Linked DNA regions of Homo sapiens: region 2 is linked to region 1. Evidence: chromatin loops called from intact Hi-C (ENCODE). Cell type or tissue: heart left ventricle. All regions are shown on one strand. Links, peaks and the distances in the headings refer to the core of each region. The heading gives the core; the rest is flanking DNA. Region 1 overlaps LOC124901268 (a long non-coding RNA gene). Region 2 overlaps ATXN1 (ataxin 1).

Region 1 (2,915 bases), core at 320-2,819:
AAGGTCAAGTAAAGAGAACATATATTATACCATAGTGTGGACCAGATGGATTAGTTTTGGATTAGCTCCTAATGAGATAATCATTGTGTTGGGGGCTGACAGAACTTTGCACATAGTAGGTTCTGGAAAACATTACTGATTAATTCATTTAATAGTCAATGCCTATTTAGTGGGTGTCTATCATGTGCCAAGAACTATTCTAGATGAATGAGCCAGACAAAAAAAAAAAAAAATCTCTGCCCTCCTGACAATAAACAAACAAACAAAGTAGATGACATAGAATGTTATAAAGCAACACATTTATGGGATAAATGAGCAGGGCAAGGTGGATCGGGAAAGTGAGGGAGTAGAATTTTTAGTAGGGTGTTCACAGCAGGCCTCACTAGGAGGTTGATTCTTAGAAAAAATAACCTGAAGAAGATGAAGGAGTGGGCCATGCGAACACAAGAGGGAAAAGCATTCCAAGCCGAGGGAACAGCTAATACAAAGGCCCTGAGGCAAGAGAGCAGCTGGCTTATTTGAGGACCAGCAAAGAGGACAGTGAGGCTGGCAGTGTGGGAGCAAGGACAGGGATAGATGAGATCAGAAAAGTTGAGGACCTGATCGAGGCCAGCCTTGTAGGCCATGAAGGGCTTTTACTTGACCTTGGGGGAGCCCTTGGTCTCTGAGCAGAGCTGTGGCATCAACCTAATGCAGGCAGTAGACTGGTGTGGGCCGGTAACTGGAGAAGTAAGGGCCAATTTAGGAGGCTGTCGCAGTAACCCTGACGAAGGACGGTGGTGGTTTAACTCCAGTGGTAGCAGTCCCAGGGCTGAAAAATGGTCAGATTCTGGATATGTTTTGAAGGTAGATTTAACTGGATTTTTGGCAAATTGGATGTGGGGTCTGACGAGAGAGTCAAGACACTGCCAGCGGTTCTGGGCTTGAACAGGTGGAAAGATGGAGTTGCCATTTTCTGAGATTTGCATGTAAGAACTGCTTTATCCATCTCAAGAGGACTTCCTTTGTATTCTGGCTTCAGTGTGAGGCCTCCCCTTCCACTCGCTCAGGGAAACTTCCTGAAACAAATGAGCTTCTCGGTTTTTTTTGGTTTTTTGAAAAAGGAGAATCAGAAAGACCAAGGTCTTCATAAGCACTTTGATAACACTCAAATAGACAGTAAAAGAAAGCCAAACAATTAGCATTGTATTTCCTCAATATCAAATTAATTTAGTTTTTGCGGTCTCTTCTTCACCCCAACCCCACCCACATGCTGGAAGACTACTTCTGAAGAGGGAAGCTGCTGGTGCATCGGGCGCCCAGCAGAGGGAGCTGAGGAGGGCCGAGGAGGACGCCGACACCAGCTGACGCCCCGTGCAGGAGTGTAATGTACTTGTGCTCTCTGAGGCCTGGAGCCAGAAGCCAGATGTTTTTCTGGGATGACGAGGAGGCGGTTCTAGAACTCTGTAAGTTTTCTATTCCATTAGACCTTTTCTTTGTTTATTGGTATTGTCATAGGTGCAAGACCAAAAGTACATCCAGAACAGATTACCTAGGAGTATCTGCAGCAGGAAGAGGTAGGGCCATATACGTAAATAAAGAGAAGAAAGGAGAATCCAACAGACCTGGAATCATGGATCTCATAAGGAGGGTGCATTCGTCTCCTAGGATGGCTATAACAAAGTACCACAAACTGGGTGGCTTAAAACAACAGGTATCTATTCCCTCCCAGTTCTGGAAGTTAGAAGTCTGAAATCAAGGTGTCAACAGGGCCATCCTTTCTCTAAATGCTCTAGGAGAGGAGGCTTCCTTGCCTCTTCTAGCTTCTGGTGGTTGCTAGCAATCCCTGGCATTCCCTGGCTTGTGGCAGCATATCTCCAGTCTCTGCCTTGTCTTCACATGGTCATCTACCCTGTGTCTCCTCTGTTTCTGTGTCTTCTCTTCTTATGAGGACAACAGTTGCATTGGATTTAGGGTCCACCCTAAAACAGTAAAACCTCATCCTAACTAATTACATCTGCAAAAATGCTACTCCCAAATAAGGCTACACTCATAGTTACTGGGGTTAGGACTTCGATGTATCTTTTGGGGTCACAATTCAACTCATAACAGAGGGCAGTGGAAAGTTACATGAAAAACTGATCAGTGGAGGGGAGTCACATAATTGGAGCATAAACAAAGGAAGCGCAGTTGCACGCTGAAACTGTAAGGGAGGTCAAATGGGTTTGGGAGTAGCAGGAAGTATTCAAGTAAGAGAGCTCCCACTTAGGATACTCTCTCCATCTGTGCTTATGGCCCTGTTTTTTTCGGTTAGAGGTTTAAAAAAATATTGTATAAATAAAAAGAATAAGAAAATAGCACTTCTCTGACTCACACATTGGGCAGAGCCGCAGACTCCTGTGATAATCAAGAAAGACTTCACAGAAGTGTTGATGCTTGAGCCGGATCTCAAAAGCATGAGGATAAAATCTCCATGCAAAAAAAAAAAAAAAAAAAGGAGGGAGGAGAAGAAAGGGCTTTCCATATAGAAGGTATATGCACACGCATAATGTTATTTAAATGATATCTCCTTCACCTCTTTAGGTGGGGAGTAAAGTCTTTAAAAGGCAAGGCTCTTGTTGTCTATTTAACCTGTATTACTCAGACACAGTATTTAAACAATGAAGGGGCAAAAATGTTTCTGGTTTTAATAAATGCACAAATAAGCACATGATAACCTGGAAGAACACTAGGGGCATATATCAGGAGGAGTTAATTATTGGACACATTTGCCAAAGCACAAATATGGAAACCCCACCCTCAGCCAGATCTGGAGAAATCAAAGAGTTGAATGTGGTATAAATTCCTTTGCCCTGATTGCATAAGGAGATCTGCCAACATTTTTCCCTTTGATATATTCCTTTCTGTACAAAGGGTCGAACTGGGTTCTTAAAAAC
Region 2 (2,915 bases), core at 170-2,669, 360 kb after region 1:
TATAAACTTTTTCCAGTTGGCACCAACAACCCTGGGCCTTCTCTGAGTACCACCTATAAACAGGGCTTCAATTTCCCATTTTTGCATACTTACTAATGTACTACAGATCTTGCACTGACTTTAATTCAATATCAATATTAAAGTCATATGAGGTAGTAGTAAATAGAGATAGCCATACCTTAGAGTCAATAAGACATAAAATTAGTTATGTTATTATTATTATTAATTATGCATAATATGTCATTTTCCTGAAGAGAACAGACTAATAGCTGATTTCAGCAAGCATCTTTAGGCTTTTGTTTTCAAATTATTTTACATCTTTTTCTTTTCTTTTCTTTTCTTTTTTTTTTTTTTTTTTTTGACACAGAGGTCTCACTCTGTCACCCAGGCTGGAGTGCCGTGGTGTGATCTCAGCTCACTGCAACCTCCGCCTCCCAGGTTCAAGCAATTCTCCTGCCTCAGCCTCCCAAGTAGCTGAAACTACAGGCATGTGCTACTACACACGGCTAATTTTTGTATTTTTGGTAGAGACGTGGTTTCAGCATGTTGGCCAGGATGGTCTCAAACTCCTGGCCTCAAGTGATCCGCCTGCATTGGCCTCCCAAAGAGCTGGGATTACAGGCGTGAGCCACTGTGCCTGGCCACCCACCTATTTTCCATCTTTAGCACTGGCCGTTCTCATTCAAAATACGTACTGCTACACTAAGAGGAGACTTAACTTCAAATTCACTTTGCTCCACGGATGTTGTATATGACCTGAATAGATGTAATTCTGACAAGCTTGTAGTTCATTGGAGGCTCACAATTTGAAAGAAATGCATGATTAAGACTTTAGAACATAAAGAAGATTCTAGTAAAACAAATGATTGCACCCTTTTGGATTTTTTGCATATTATCTTTATGTAGGGAAGGGAATGATATGTTAGAAAGAATCCTCAAACAGGTTTAGACAAATCACTGGTTGAACCATAATCTCCAAAATATCGCTACATCAGAAAAAGCCCAACATAGCCTCTGAGGTATTCGTCAGAAATCCCAGTGCAAGCATTAGGAAAGAAATGTACTCCCTGCTCCTCACCTTTGTAAGTCAGATTTAGTCTTCACTGTTCATTTCAGGTTCTCTGCCTCCATAGGGGTCCCTTCAGCACTTGTTTGGTTCTCTAATTGGCTTATGATAGTGGGTCTTACATCATCAACTGGATTGTAAATTCCTTCAGAAAGAGATGTCAATTAAGTACACAGCAGAGTCACAGTATTTCAAAATTGGAAGTCATAGTAAGGGGGAAGGAGGGCCGCTAGATGCTGTGATTCACACGGCGTCATAGTAAGCAAGAGGCCGAGGCAGTGCCAGCACCCAGGTAGGGCTCCGGTGCCACCCTCTGCTTCATCCTCTGCCAAGCCTATCACGACGGTCGTTCAGCTCATGCTCTCCATGCACGTCTGGTGATTTGATGCTCATCTTTGCCAGCTTCAGAGCATCACTGGACACATGCCCAGTCTTGAAGGGTTAATTTTCAAGTACCAAGCATGCTTTGGACAAACTCAAATCTGTTCCTTGTTTTCGCTCAACCCGCAACCAGCATCATCAGCCCAGACGCAGCTTCCCCAGAAGGCCAGCAGGTGGAGCACAGTTTTGTGGAACTTCTCTAGAACTCGCTGTTTAAAAGCCGCAAACCAAGACATGTGAGGCTGTGGGGTGGGGGGCAAAGAAGAGCCCCAGATTCTGCACGTCTGGAAGCTTTTAAAATTGTCTTACAACAATTTTAGACCTACAAAAGCCAGCTTTTGAAATTGCATAAACGGCAAGTCGAGTTCTTTTTTTTTTTTTTTTTTGAGACCTAGTCTTACTCTATTGCCCAGGCTGGAATGCAGTGGCACGATCTTAGCTCACTGTAGCCTCCACCTCCCAGGTTCAAGCTATTCCCCTGCCTCAGCCTCCCGAGTAGCTGAGACTACAGGCGTGAGCCACCACGCCAGGTTAATTTTTGTATTTTTAGTAGAGACAGTGTTTCACTATGTTGGCCAGGCTGGTCTTGAACTCCTGACCTTAAGTGATCCACCTGCCTCTGCCTCCCAAAGTGCTTTGATTAGAGGCATGAGCCACGGTGCCTGGCCAGCAAGTCAAATTTTTAATTAGACTTAAAATGTTGGTGCTCATAACAACTACAGTTACTGTGGTTTTTTTTTTTTAGTTTCATAAAGAGGACAGACGCTAAGGCAATTGTGTGGAACAGAGCAGCTTCTCGGGGTAACCATCTCCTGCTGATGTATAAATATCGGGGCAAAACTGAGTAAGTTTTAGAAAATAAATGTCAAAGCAAGTCCGAGTCATTTATTCCTTAGCAGGAAATATCGATCCTGTGACATTATTTGATTATAATGACTGTTTCTATTAGGTTAAATGACTGAGGTATACTTAACCAGTTTAGGTGAAGAATGAGGCTCATTGCACCATTTGATTGACTAAACCTTAGAACCCATGTATTCTTTTTATTTGTTCAGTCACCAATTTTTATGAAGCACCTACTGTGTGCCAAACACCCTCTTGGGTGCCAAGGTAAGAATTAAATTTTGGAATTAAGCAAAGCATGATGGCTCATCCATGTAGTCCCAGCTACTCAGCAGACTGAGACAGGAGGATCGCTTGAACCCAGGAGATTGAGGCTGCAGTGAGCTAAGAACATGCCACTACCCTCCAGCCTGGATGACAGAGACCTCAACTCTAAAAAACAGGTTTTTTAAAATTGGAATTAAACACACTTGGGTTCAAGTTCTACTTCAGCTACTTATTAGTTGTGAGAAAATAAATGTCAAATGTTTTTCAATTTGCATAAGTTATTTAACCACATTATCCTTACTTTCCTTATCATTAAAACCCTGAAAAGGTTGTAAGTGACAAAATACGTGATACACAC

What was found. A loop is a pair of places that touch in the nucleus more often than their neighbours do. Peaks named below come from ENCODE experiments on the same cell type or tissue, not always from the same donor. Only the 100,000 strongest peaks of a DNase experiment are listed, where the experiment ranks them.
Region 2: it touches region 1 in a loop (2.2-fold over the local background); 51 of 110 quality-filtered maps call a loop at or near these places.

Annotation. Positions count from the first base shown.
Region 1 is chr6:16,769,538-16,772,452 of GRCh38, reverse strand. LOC124901268 (a long non-coding RNA gene) reads right to left here. Exons shown (of 2, transcript XR_007059480.1): 1 at 1-2,915. Among named protein-coding and RNA genes, the nearest start is that of ATXN1, 9.5 kb to the right of the region's middle. In heart left ventricle, for the core only: CTCF peaks have their summits at 1,091 and 1,303 (motif pointing right); a DNase peak (open chromatin) is centred at 1,322; H3K27ac peaks cover 563 bases.
Region 2 is chr6:16,408,571-16,411,485 of GRCh38, reverse strand. All of the region lies in intron 6 of ATXN1 (ataxin 1), which reads left to right. Among named protein-coding and RNA genes, the nearest start is that of GMPR, 170 kb to the right of the region's middle. In heart left ventricle, for the core only: a CTCF peak has its summit at 1,610 (motif pointing right); a DNase peak (open chromatin) is centred at 1,600.